Linked DNA regions of Homo sapiens: regions 1 and 2 are each linked to region 3. Evidence: chromatin contacts called from ENCODE Hi-C or POLR2A ChIA-PET data. All regions are on one chromosome and are shown on one strand. Each heading gives the region's core, a stretch centred on a gene start or an enhancer-like site at or near the end of the contact. The rest is flanking DNA. Distances are from core to core; before and after follow the strand shown.

What was found. Hi-C counts contacts between places; a loop is a spot of excess contacts on that map. ChIA-PET counts read pairs that join two places held with the same protein, here RNA polymerase II (POLR2A). Pooled maps may share reads with other maps.
Region 1: a pooled map shows a loop between it and region 3 (11-fold over the local background). The contact joins the promoter of SYMPK here to the promoter of BCL3 in region 3. A Hi-C loop is called at or near these places in 1 of 37 single-sample maps with no recorded cell type and 4 of 50 pooled maps. POLR2A ChIA-PET finds 5 or more read pairs at or near these places in 1 of 52 experiments (GM12878).
Region 2: a map of psoas muscle shows a loop between it and region 3 (5-fold over the local background). The contact joins the promoter of DMPK here to the promoter of BCL3 in region 3. A Hi-C loop is called at or near these places in 1 of 168 maps with a recorded cell type or tissue (psoas muscle) and 6 of 50 pooled maps. POLR2A ChIA-PET finds 5 or more read pairs at or near these places in 1 of 52 experiments (B cell).

What each region holds. Positions count from the first base shown.
Region 1 is chr19:45,859,975-45,864,625 of GRCh38, forward strand. It overlaps SYMPK (symplekin scaffold protein), which reads right to left and starts at 3,173. Exons shown (of 27, transcript NM_004819.3): 1 at 3,084-3,173. It overlaps FOXA3 (forkhead box A3), which reads left to right and starts at 4,352. Exons shown (of 2, transcript NM_004497.3): 1 at 4,352-4,551. The coding sequence starts at 4,483. RefSeq lists enhancers at 2,198-2,836, 3,088-3,497 and a silencer at 4,138-4,547.
Region 2 is chr19:45,780,577-45,784,610 of GRCh38, forward strand. It overlaps DMPK (DM1 protein kinase), which reads right to left and starts at 1,914. Exons shown (of 15, transcript NM_004409.5): 1 at 1,617-1,914. The coding sequence starts at 1,776. It overlaps DMWD (DM1 locus, WD repeat containing), which reads right to left. Exons shown (of 5, transcript NM_004943.2): 5 at 2,371-3,714. The coding sequence ends at 3,667.
Region 3 is chr19:44,745,790-44,750,434 of GRCh38, forward strand. BCL3 (BCL3 transcription coactivator) reads left to right here and starts at 2,919. Exons shown (of 9, transcript NM_005178.5): 1 at 2,919-3,257. The coding sequence starts at 3,002. RefSeq lists silencers at 1,488-1,967, 2,028-2,157, 2,568-3,157.

The DNA.
Region 1 (4,651 bases), core at 1,923-4,422, 1.1 Mb after region 3:
AAAAAATTAGCCAGGCATGGTGCCATGAACCTTTAGTCCCAGCTACTCTGGAGGCTAAGGTGGGAGGATTGTTTGAGCCTGGTTGTAGTGAAGTATGATTGGGCCACCGTAGTCCAACCTGGGCAACAGAGCATGAACCTGATGAACCTGTTTCCAAAAAAAAAAAAGAAAAAATAATCAGTTAATATATATTGAACACGGCCGGGCACGGTGGCTCAAGCCTATAATGCCAGCACTTTGGGAGGCCAAGGCGGGTGGATCACCCGAGGTTAGCAGTTTGAGACCAGTCTGGCCAACATGGTGAAACCTCATCTCTACTAAAAATACAAAAAAATTAGCCAGGCATGGTGGCAGGCACATGTAATCCTAGCTACTCGGGAGGCTGAGGCAGGAGAATCGCTTGAATTTGGGAGGAGGAGGTTGCAGTGAGCCGAGGTCACATCATTGCACTCCAGCGTGGGCAACAAGAGTGAAACTGCGTTTCAAATTAAAAAAAAAAAGAAAAAAAACCCACACACACAGAGAGAGAAAGAGAAAGAGAGAGAGAGAACACTTAATATGTGCTAAGCACAATTCTAAGATATACATATTAACTCATTTAAACCTCAGACACCAAGGTTTAAATGAATTAATATGTATATATTAGAATTAATATACATGAGTTAGGTTTACATTTTTTGTTTTTTTGAGACAGGGTGTCACTCTGTTGCCCAAGCTGGAGTGCAGTGCCGCAATCTCAGCTCACCGCAATCTCTGCCTCCCGGGCTCAGGCGATCCTCCTACCTCATTTTCCCAAGTAGCTGAGACTACAGGCGAATCCCCATTTAATTTTTGTACTTTCTGTAGAGAAGGGTTTCGCCATGTTGCCCAGGCTGGGAGTTAGTATTTTTAATTTTCATTTTACAGATGAGGAAACTGAAGACCAGGGAGGTAAAGTGACCTGACCAAAGGCATATAGCTTGTAAGAGGCAGAGTCAGCAGCATGGCTGCATATCTTCCTTACCACTATGCTACAGTACTGTTTATCTGAAAGGAATTGTTTTTTACCCCCAGGTCTGTTTACGTAAGCCAAGGATCCTGGCCACCAGACAACCGGCATGGCATGCCGTCCCCAGTCAAAACATAAAAAAAACAGGCCGGGCATGGTGGCTCACACCTGTAATCCCAACACCACTGCACTCCAGCCTGGGCGACAGAATGAGACTCTGCCTCAAAAAATAAAATAAAATAAAATAAAACCCCATAATAAACATTTCCACTTTTTTCATGATAATACATTCAGATCAACCAAAATATTTTACCCTGTTTCATTCTTCTTCTGCTTTTTGGTTTATGCTTTCAGTTTTGTTTTGTTCTTTTTTAAACACACATACACAAAATTCTCCTGCAGGAGCTAGATTTTATGCAAAAAAAGGAAAAAAAATGAAAATAAAAAAACCCATATATACATATTTCCCTTTCATTTACAAAAAGAGCATACACAGGGCCGGGAGCGGTGACTCACGCCTGTAATCCCAGCACTTCGGGAGGCGGAGGCAGGTGGATCACGAGGTCAGGAGTTCAAGACCAGCCTGACCAACATGGTGAAACCCCATCTCTACTAAAAATACAAAAATTAGCCAGGCGTGGTGGTGTGCCTGTAATCCCAGCTACCTGGGAGGCTGAGGCAGGCGAATTGCTTGAACCTGGAAGGCAGAGGTTGCAGTGAGCCGAGATCACGCCACTGCACTCCAGCCTGGGTGACAGAGTGAGACTCTGTCTCAAAAAAAAAAAAAAGGAGCCTACACAGGCCGAGTTTGGTGGCTCAGGCCTGTAATCCCTGCACTTTGGAAGGCTGAGGTGGGCAGATCACTTGAGGTCAGGAGTTCAAGACCAGCCTGGCCAACACAGAGAAACCCCGTCTCTACTAAAAATATAAAAATTACCTGGGTGTGGTGGGGCACGTTTGTAATCCCAGCTACTCGAGAGGCTGGGGTGGGAGAATCACTTGAACCAGGGAGGTGGAGGTTGCAGTGAACTGGGATCGTGCCAGCCTGGGCGACAGAGTGAGACCCTGTCTCAAAAAAAAAAAAAAAGAAAAAGCATATACAATAAACACCAACCTCCACTTCACTTGTTTTCCCTTAATATATGTTGGAGGCCACTATATCAGTGTATAGAGATTTTCATCATTTCCTTTTATCTACCTCATTCCTTTTTAGAGTTGCATAGTATTTTTTATGTGGATGTATTATAGTTTCTTTCAGCCAATCTTCTTATTTAAGAACATTTGGGATGCGTGTAGCCTTTTGCTATGATGAACAGTATCACTGTTTCCCCTTCCCTCTCGATGTACTCGTTAAGAAGTGGTACCCTGCCCCACTGCTACCTAGGAATCTGATGACTACCCTGTTTCCCCAAACTGGCTCTAGGAGTATCTTTTATTCCTTCAACGAACATTAGCTGGGCGTCTCCGGCGTGATTGGCGCTGTGCTGAGAACACAGTGGCGACAGAGACAAACCTAGTCCCTACCTTCATGGAACACACGGTCATAGACATCATAAAACAGCACACAGATAAGAGTCGGATAACAAATTAGACCACACGTGACATGAAGGAACACGGACCGACAAAAGCATTTAACAGGCGGATTTCTGGATGGAGGGCAGGGAAGGAGGGCTTCGCAGAGGAAGTGACGTTGGTGCCGAGACCCGAAGGATGAAATGGGAGTTAGCCAAGCCGAATGGGTAAAAGGATGTTGCAGGCAGAAGGGACAGCCTGTGCAAAATCCCCGAAGCGGGAAAGCGCATGGCAAGTTTAAGGAACCGAAAGGCCAGGGCGGCTGTTAGAGGTGGGGGAAAAAGCAAAGAGGCCGAGTCGAAGCAAGCGAGGTCTGCGGGGCGGTGGCGCCCGGGGGGCCACGTTGGAACTTTGCCTCGAGGGCACTAGGGAGCCAAGGAAGGGTCCTGAGCAAGGGAAGAAACATGGGTCGCGAAAGCCACTGTTCCCCTCTCCCCACGGCGATGCCCTCCCCGCCCGAGCCCCTGCTTCTTTAGGAGCCTCCTCCTTTCGTCTCCGGGCCCAAACGCCGCCTCCCGCTCACCGCAGCTCTGGCCTCCGTTCCCCTCGCGCCCCCTCAGCAGTGCCTCTTCCTACACTCCGCCGCCGCCGCCGCCGCCATCTTCCGTTCGTCGCCGGGAACGGTGCGCACGCGCCACACACCCAGGGCCGCCGGGAAATGGAGTCCAGAGCACAGCCCGACCCCGCCCATGCCTCGTCCCGTGCGAGCGGCATTCTGCCCGCCTCCATACTACGGCGAGCAGACCCTTCATTTCCGGCTCTGGGTCCGGCTAGGCCTTCTGGGAAATGTAGTCCCTTCGGAGGCACCGGGCGGAAAGGGAGCTAGAGCATTCTGGGAAATGGAGTTCTCAGTGGTGCTGAGTCCCTGGACGGCTGGCTGGTCTTGGAGAGTGCGGAGTTCGGGCAGCGAAGCTCCTGGGTCTTGGAGGGGAGGTGGTCTGTTGCCCTAGTGGGGTCTGCGGAGAGGCCCCGATCCCCTCCATCTTTGTTCTTGACCCTTTCAACAGTCTGAAGCATTTCTTTTTCTTTTCTTTTCTTTCTTTCTTTTTTTTTGGAAACGGAGTCCCGCTCTCTCTCCCAGGCTGGACTGCAGTGGCGCGATCTCGGCTCACTGCAACCTCCGCTTCCTAGGTTCAAACGATTCTCCTGCCTCAGCCTCCCGAATAGCTGGGATAACAGGCACGCACCATCACGCCTAGCTAGTTGTTGTATTTTTAATAGAGATGGGGTTTCACCCTGTTGGCCAGGCTGGTCTCAAACTCCTGACCTCAAGTGATTCGTCCGCCCGCCTCGGCCTCCTGCAGTGCTGGAATTACAGGCGTGAGCCACCGCGCCCGGCCAAGTTAAGCATTTCTAGCCGTCGGAAGCCTCAGTCTTCCTGTCTGTCCAATGGGGATGTGATTTCGGGGACCTTTTACGGGTCCTTGTAGTCGCATAGTGGCCCTAGCGTTCTGATTCCCCTTTCTTCCGCCACGGTCATGCAGGGCTCTGGCTCTTCGTCCTCTCCTGCCGAGATGATGAAGCCCCCTGAGGTAGAAAGGCTCCAGAGTTCTGACCTCGGGGCCCTTGGTATCTGCAGCGTCGCTGCGGGCAGCTCCCTCACTCCTGAATCACCCCCAGCTGTCGCGTCCTGGGGCTGCGGCCCCCGGCGCCTGAGGTCTGTCTCCTGGCGATCCCGCAGGGGGCGCCCCAGTCCGAGCGCGCCGCCCTCGGGGAGGCGGGAGGGGAGCCCGGGGCGGGCGAGGGCGGGGGTGTCCCGGCTATAAAGCGTGGCCGCCTCCCGCGGCGCTCGGGACAGCCGTACCCCGGGCGGTCGGACGGGCGGGCGCCGGTGGGAGCTCGGGCCGTGCCCGCTGAGAGATCCAGAGCGCTCCGTTCCCCCGGGGCCGGAGCGGGGGCGGGTGGGGGCGTAAGCCCGGGGGATGCTGGGCTCAGTGAAGATGGAGGCCCATGACCTGGCCGAGTGGAGCTACTACCCGGAGGCGGGCGAGGTGTGTCCTCGGGGATGGCGGAGCGGGAAGTTGGGGGCAGGTATCGGGGTGTGGGCTCACATGGAGCAGGGACTGGTTGTGGGTTCAAATGGAGGCAAAG
Region 2 (4,034 bases), core at 664-3,163, 1.0 Mb after region 3:
GGACCAGCTGGGGTGGAGGCTTGTGGCTCAGGGACTGTGGGGACAGGGAGGCCTGGACTCCCGGGGGTGGAAGAAGTGGAGGCAGGATGGAGAGAGGGATGGGTATGGGAGGGGAGGGAAGGAGAGGAGACAGTGGGTTCTGGAGGAAAGAGAGGGGTTCCGGGGGGTTCCGGGAGAGTGGGCCAGCAGGGACGAACCAGCCAGGGCTGAGGACGGGGGAGGGAGGAGAGAGCCAAGACATTGAGCCCTTTTAAGGCAGCAGGAACCCTGGCCCCCTCCCCCGCCCCAGGCCTGGCAGGGGAGGGGCCGCGAGATGCAGCTCGGGCCACAAAAGGAGTGCTCCTCCCGGGAGCGCCAGACCCCTACCCCACCCGGTCTCAGTTTACCCTGCCAACCCAACTTCATCCTCTACTAAAGGGAGGCCAGGAGAGTCATTAGGGGCTGTGGGAGGTTGGGAGAAGGTTTTTCCAGAGGCTGAATGGCCTGGCCCTTCTTGGCCTCCACCTTCCCATCTGTGAAATGGGAGGAGGAGGGAAAGGAACCAGGCCTGGGTCAGAAAGAGATGGACACAAGAGGAAGCAGGGGAAGGCGGAGAAACAGGAAACAAGTGTCACACACAGTTTGTTACACACAGGCCAAAAACCAAACACCAGTCACTGAGGGCCAGACATATGAGGGCCAGAGGGGCAGGGTGCTGGGAATGAAAGAAACCAGTGACCAGTGAGCCCGAGTCCTGGGCTTGGGGAGGAGGTGGGCAGACAAGGCAGCTGGCAGAAGCGGAAGCATCCTCCTTCCAGCCCTGGCCCCAGGCCCTGGAAAGCCCTTGCAAGAAGGGGTTTTGTGGGACAGCTGGAAGGTTGGAGGCCCTGGGCCAGGAGAACTAAAGGACGCAGGGACCCGGGGTGGCGGGAATGGTGGCTGACCCACACGGCTCATAGGAACCGAGACTTTGGGGCTGGGGGTGGGGGTGGGTGCAGAACCTACAAAAGAAGGAGACACACCCAGAAGAACCCAAAGTTGTCCCTCCTGGATCGCAGAGGAGGGGGCACTGGTGGCGCCTGTCTGCAAAGCTGGTTCTCCCACAGGGCCCGCGTGAGTCACCGCCCTCCCAGTGCCTGGGCACCTGTTGGGGCAGCTGGAGAGGCTGGCGCCGAACACCTGCCTGTCGGCTGCGCCCCTGGCAGCTGCCCCATGCTGGCCCTCCTGGCTTGCCCCAGGCCACAGGAAACCAGGGGAGAGGGCCATAGAGCCCACTTTTGGGGGGAGGGTCCTAGGAGAGGGAGCTCCCAGCATGACCCTGACCCTGACCCTGAGGCGGGGTGCAGAGAGGCCATGGGAGGCTGTTGGCAGCCTAGCCTGCTGTGACTCCTAAGCCATGGCTCTGAGTCACAGCCACCCTAGCCTCTGCTGACCTTACTCTGCCCCTCCAGAGTGGTGGCATAGGACAGAGAAATGTTGCCCCAGGGCCCAGGTCCACACTCTGAGCCCCAGGATGGGAGGATCTCCCCATGCCCATCCTGCCATCCTGCCCCCCCAACAGCCAGGCCTCTGTGCCCAGACCTGTCTCCTGCCCCACCCCCACCCCATCTGCAGGAGCCCCGAGGGTAGGCACTCACCCCACTGCAAGAAGTCGGCCACGTACTTGTCCTGGGCCAGTTCGGAGGCGCCCAGCTCCTGGTGGACGCCCAGGAGAAGGTCGAGCAGGGGCTCCAGCCCCAGGAAGCCCGGGTCCAACACCAGCTGCTGGAGCCGCCTCAGCCGCACCTCGGCTGACATGTTGGACAGGCAGCACCATGGCCCCTCCCCGGGCCGGGGGCTCGGGGTCCTCCTGTCACAGGGCCTGGCAGCCCCTGTCCAGGCCCTGGAGCCCTGGCTGCATGTCTGCCTGTCCCTGGCTGTCCCCTGGGCCTCTCTGGCCACTTCTCTCTGCGGCCGGCCGAGGCCTCCTCCCCTTCTCCCCACCCCTTGGTCCAGCCCCCCTCCCGCCTCCCAGCCTTAACCCCTCACAAGCCAGCCCCCCAAGCTCCCTCCTTCCAGGGCCCTTCAGAACCCTTCAGTGCTAGAGTAGGGGGAATGCATGGAGAATCTCAGCTGTCACACTGTCACCCCAATAAAAAGGTAGAGCACAGAGGAAGCCACAGGTGTGATGAATTTCAAGAAGAACCTGCCCATTGCTGAAACAGGGCCAATTGAGGCTGAGTGACCCAGTAGCAACCACCCCCTTGCTCCCGACAAGCTCCAGAACTGGGGGCTAGGGGGTGAGGGCTGGGGGTTGGGGCTGGGTGGGAGAAAGGGGTTGAGGCCTGGGAAGGGGACGGGAGGCCAGGGCAGCTTCTTGGGTGACTCAGAGATGGATTCCGACTCGGACAGTTAAATTTAGCCCTCAGGCTCTCTGCTTTATACCAGCTTTTTTTTTTTTTTTTTTTTTTTTTCCCAGGAGGTGGGGAAGGGGTGGTGAGGACAGGACCAGGAGGGGGCACCCTCAGAGCCTGAACAGGGGTGACCTGCTGCCCAAAGGCTGGGGGAGGAAAGTGGTGGAGCCAAGCCCTCCCTGGGCAAACGAGACCCCAAAATAGCTCCTTGGCCCCTGGCCGGGGAGCCACATTCCTGCCCAGGCTGGGATTAGAAACAGAAACATTTCGGGGGGTGGAGGGTGGCGCGGGAAGACACACTCCCTGCGGCTCCGAGAGCCAAGAGGAATCTGAGCTCTTCTTTCCAGGGTGGACGGTTCTCCAGAGTGGAAGTCGGGGCCTCCAACCGGCCTGGGGTGCCTGGGCCTTGAGAGGGCCAGGCCTGAGAAACTAGGAGGCAAGGACCGAGGAGTCCCAGCTGGGCAGGGCCTGGGAAACGTGGTCCTGGGCAGTTCTGATAATTTAAAAAACACCGAGGACTTTGATGAGGGGCCCTGGCTGCGGGCAGGATGCTCTTCTCCCCAAGAGGGTCCTGCTCCAGCCGCTGGTGTGGGTCACCAGTTGTGTGACTCGCAGGTCCGTTCCCTCCCTGGGCTCCGGCTTTTCCTGCTATGAAAAGGGGTGGGAGGCGCTGGGCTGGGAGCAGGCCTGCACTCCTCCTCTGGGGAAAGCGGACTGCCTAGAACCACAGAGTACACACACAGGTCCTCTACATCATCTCCTCCGAAGGGGACAGACCCGCTGAGAAAACAGGGAACTTTAGTATAAATAAGAGGTCCTGCGGGACAGGGAGGAACCTGAGGGGCTTCCATAATTTAACACTCTTCAAAAGCACAGACAATAGCAAGGGCAGCTGGGGTGGGGGCCGGGCGAGGGCTGGACCACCCCCGGCCCTGCCCACTCAACTGAGGGGCACACTGCAGACCTGGGGCTCTTGTGGCAGGGGCGGGGAGTCTCTCCCCAGGAGTGACCAGTCACATGCTGGGGACAGGGATGAGGGTAACACTGATGTTTCAGAGGAAGAGGTCATTGTACTTGGCAGTGGGTGGGGGACAAGGCTGAGGCCACAAGGGCTATTACATCGCCCGTGTCCGGGCCAGTCTGGGGGGCCCCCAAATTTTGTGCAGGTGGGGGGACTGGAGCAGTCCATCCATCATGGTTAGTCTTGTTAATACGTTGATCTGTGAGGTCAGCAGGGAGGGTTATGGCTAGGAGGCTGGGGGCATGGGGTTGGGGGGGCCCGATATCCATGGCTTCACACCACTGTGCCACTCGGGGAGTTGCCTGGTTGGGAGGAGATGCCCTGGGGAAGATGAGAGGGAGAGATGGGAGGGGTTAGAGACCACCTGGGCTTCAGCCAGTGTCAAGGGGAGGGAGCCAGCCCAGAGTCCCCAAAGCTGCTGCCACCCTGGCCTTGCCCTTGGGTCCGCCCTAGACCCCCCAGAGGCCACTGCTCTAGGCTGGGAACTTGCATCTTAGCTAGCTTCCTGTCCTGGCAGTCAGCACTTTCACGCAATAATCAAAGTCCTTGGCGGATCCTGAGTGAGACCATGGGGTAAGGGTAAGGGTGGGAGGGGAGGGGGAAACTGGAGCTCCCTTCTAACTTGGGAGGGACCCTGAGGT
Region 3 (4,645 bases), core at 1,669-4,168:
CTCAGACTTCCTCAGACTGTGCCCTCTCCCTCAGATACTCTCCCCTCCCCTCAGACCCTCACCTCCTCACTCAGACCCTCACTTCCTCCTTCAGACCCTCACCTCCTCCCTCAGACCCTTACCTCCTCCTTCAAACCCTCACCTATTCTCTCAAACCCTCACCTCCTTCCTCAGATGCTTATCTCCTCCTTCAGACCCTCACCTCCTCCCTCAGACCCCCACCTCCTCCTTCAGAGCCTCACCTCCTCTCAGACCCTCACCTCCTCCCTCCAAACCTCACCTCCACCTTCAGACCCTTACCTCCTCCTTTAGACCCTCACCTCCTCTCTCAAACCCTCACCTCCTTCCTCACATGCTTATCTCCTCCTTCAGACTCTCACCTCCTCCCTCAGACCCCCACCTCCTTCAGACCCTCGTCTCCTCTCTCAGACCCTCACCTCCTCCCTTAGCCCCTCATCTCCTCCCCCCGAACCTCACCTCCACCTTCAGACCCTCACCTCCTCCTTCAGACCCTCACCTCCTCTCTCAAACCCTCGCCTCCTTCCTCAGACTCTTATCTCCTCCTTCAGACCCTTGTCTCCTCCCTCAGACCTTCACCTCCTCCCTCCAAACCTCGCCTCCACCCTCAGACCCTTATTTCCTCCATCAGACCCTTACCTCCTCCAACAGACCCTGTCCTCCTCCTTCAGATCCTCTCCCCCTCCTCCCACTAAACCATCTACTTCTCTCTCAGACCTATCTTCCTTCTTCAGATCCTCCTCCTTCTGACCCTTTTATCCCTCTTCCAACCTCAGAGAACCATCAGCACCCTCTCTTCCAGCAGCACCGTCTCTCCCAGCCCTTCGAAGCTCCCACCGGACCCATCACATCTTCTCCCCTCTACAGTCCTGCTAGGTTGGAACCACTGCACCAGCTGCCCTGGGATGCCAGGAGTGGGACAGGCTTGGGTGTCCTTCCCACCCTACCTCTGAGGGTCCCCACCCTAAGCCTCGCCCCTCCAAACCTCAGCTTTCCTTTCTGTGCATTGGGATAGTGCTCCACACCCCTCTCCTGTGTCTGAGGGTCCCCAGGGGTGGGGTTGGATGGGCAGGGAACACAGCCCCCAGCCTGTCCAACCGAATTCCTCCCCTCTTCCCTTGCTGTGGCCCCCACAACACCAGCAGGCAGGGGTTGCCATTGGTCCCATTTTCCAGAAGAACAAACTGAGTCTCAAGGCAGGGGATGGCTTGTCTGAGGTCCCACCGGGAGCAAGGGGTGGAGGTGGAATTAACACAGGTCTGTGCTCGGGATGTTTCGCCATGAAGGGGGATAAGGGAGATCCAGAGAGAGGTCGAAAGGAAGGGAAGGGGTGAGGCCTCTCCACACAGCCACTTCTCACATCCTGGGTTAACGATCCACTCGGGTGGGGCCCGAGTCCGGCCAAAGTCCCTTCCCGGGGCCCCAATACCCACTTTCAAGGTCCCAGGGGACACAGAGACAGCAACAGAGATGGGGAGACAGAGACAGAGGGCGGGGCAGGAGACAACCAGAGGGAGGTCAGGCAAGTTTCGAAGACAGAAGGAGACCGGGGGAGAGAACCAGAGAGACGCCGCGTGCCCCCTGGGCAAGTCCGGGGTGCAGCCCCCATGCCCCGCCCCCTGTGTCCCCAAAGCCTCCCTCTCCGCCTCCTGTGACTCAGTGACCCGGACTCAACCCCAGCGGCTGCCCCGCCCCCAGGGAAATCCGGGAAAGCCCCGGACCTTCGGGGCCCCACCCCGGGGCGGGGAGAGGGAGAGGAGGGGAGGAGACGGGGAAGAGTCCCGCCTCCCTCCTCCCTCCCTCCCATCTCCAGCCTGAGTCATGCCCCCAACCCGCCTAGCCTGTTCCCCACCCATCAACCCCTCCTCGAGGTGGGAGGGGAAGTCGGGGGGAAGCCAAACTGCTCCCCGCTCCTGCAGCACCGGCCTCGGTCGCGCTGACTCTGGCCTGGTGTCCGTGTCTCTTGCTATCTCTCTTTCTCTCAAGATCTCTGCGCCTGTCTCCATGTCTCTTTCTCTCTGTGCACCTAGGATTTTCCGAGCACCCACCCCGGTGCCCCGCGGGCCCCGGCTGGGGGCAGGGCCCCCAACGAGTGCAGAGACACAATCAGTGGAGCGCTCCCCACCCTCACCCCACCCCCAGCCCCTTTAGACCCACAGCTGATGAGGCACGTGGAGTGGCAGAGATGGAAGAGGGGAGGGAGAGGAATCGTTCCTGGCCGCCTGCCGAGTGCCAGTCCCTGCCCCGGGTGCGTCTCTTCACTCCCACTAAGGAGGAAACGGCTCAGAGAGGGGAAGTGTTTGGCCAAGGTCACCCAGCGAGTAAGTGGGAACCGAGATTCCAAACCCCGTCCCAGAGATGCCAAGGCCTCCTGAGAGACAGAGAAGCAGACAGCAACTGAGAGGCAGAGAGATGGTGACAGACACAAAGAGACAAAAGAGAGAGACAGAGACGGAACAGAGCACACAGAGACAAACGCGGGGTTGCGGAGAGAAACACCTACTCAGACAGGAGAACCAGAGAGACAGTTACAGACTCAGAGATAGAGATGTTGAGAGATAGGGCCAGAAAGACAAAAACAGAGGCAGAGAGAGCGGCCCTTGGCAGCAGGGGTGGGGACACCCCCCCACCCCCCGACCCCGCCTCCTCTCCCCCCACCCCTCCTTTCCTCTCCCTCCCCCGCCGAGGCCTGGCTGCCCCAGGCGCCGCGGGCCGGGAGGGGGCAAGCGGGGCGCGGCGCGGGCGGGGCGCAGGGCAGGCTGCACCTCAGAGCGGCGGGAGCAGCGGCGGGTCCAGGAAACCCCTGGGGCGTACGGGTGGCCCCGGGGGGGCCGGGGGCGGGGAGGCGGGCGGCCGGCACCGCCCCGGCCGACAAAAGTCCCTTCAGTTCAGCCGGCTGCAGGGGAAGTCCCGGCGCCCGGCGAAACCACCCTCCCGTGCAGCCGAGCCCAGCCGCTCTCCGGCCGCCGTCCCCGGCGGCCCCATGCCCCGATGCCCCGCGGGGGCCATGGACGAGGGGCCCGTGGACCTGCGCACCCGGCCCAAGGCCGCCGGACTCCCGGGCGCCGCGCTGCCGCTCCGCAAGCGCCCGCTGCGCGCGCCCTCCCCGGAGCCCGCCGCTCCCCGCGGCGCTGCGGGCCTTGTCGTCCCCCTGGACCCTCTGCGCGGCGGCTGCGACCTGCCGGCGGTCCCCGGGCCCCCCCACGGCCTGGCCCGGCCGGAGGCGCTTTACTACCCCGGTGAGTGGCCCCCGAGGGTCCGGGCCGGGTGGGATCCACACAGAGCATAGGGTCACCAGAGCCAGGAGGCAGAGCTTGAGGCACAAACCGGTGTCTCTCCAGGGACCTGGGGGACAAGAGGATATAAGCCCAGGTTCCAAGGATATAGATATGAGATCATCGGGGAGCCAGTAAGCTGTGCCTTGGGATCTGGGGATTTGGGGACCCTGGGGGGCAAAGCCCAGGGGCTGAGTGACGTGGGGGGGGGGGGGCCAGGGACAATGCCCAGTGGTACAAATATGGGGGTGTCAGGGAATCAGGGCACAGAGCCTGGTATCCTAGGGGCAAGAAAGTACAAGCTCTTAAGCCAGATGTGTAGCGTTATGAGGAAGCTGAGCTGGGCTGGAGAAACTGGGGTTCCCTGTATCCTGATATTATTAGAATCAAAGGGAGTCAGGGTAACAGAGACTGGGGTTCTAAGGAGACAGATACTGAGGATCTCAGGATGTCACAATCTCAGGAACCAAGATATCTGGAGACATGGGCATTATGAAAACAGAGATGGGGTTCTGAGCACCCCAATATCTGGGATCACAAGGATCCAAGGAAATGAACCAGAGCTCCAGGGACCCAGATACCAGGGGGTCTTGAGGACCCAGGAGAACAGAGACCCGGGTTTCTGGGTACTCAGTTATGTGGGGCCACAAGTGATCAGGGTCCTATTTGAGGTCAAGATCAGGTGGGCAGAAGGGATCAGGGGACTGAGGATCCTAAGATTGGGTAATTCTGAGACTTTGGGTAATTTAGAGGCAGGATGAAAATTTCAGGGGTCTCCAGACAGAAAGCCTCAAGGCCTCAAGGCCTGGTATTGGAGATACGAGGACCTGGAAACTTGGGAGTTCAAGAACAGAGGGCCCACAAGGATCAGCAGATGACGAAGACCACACACTCTTCTCTCCATCCTATCTCCATCCCTGATCTCAAGAAGGGGTGTCCTCTACCACAGCTGTGGCCACGTCACCATCCCCAATTGACCCCCAAAGCTGCAGAGAGCCGTTCTACAGAGCCCCAAAACTTTAGGTAGTTTCTGCACCCTCCACCCCATCAGCGTGACAGCTGGAGAGCCTCAAGCTATGTGCATCAGGAGTTCTGCCACGGCCTCCCAGCTTTCCTATTCCAAGAGTGAGAAAGCAGGCCTCAGTTTTCCCCGTCTGTGTGATGGGTTGGTATGGATTTGCCTGCTGCCATGGTCCCCTCGCCTTTGTTTGTTTTTGTTTTTGTTTTTTGAGACAGAGTTTTGTTTTGCTCTGTCGCCCAGGCTGGAGTGCATTGGCGTGATCTCGGCTCACTGCAACCTCCGCCTCCCAAGTTCAGGGGATTCTTGTGCCTCAGCCTCCCGAGTAGCTGGG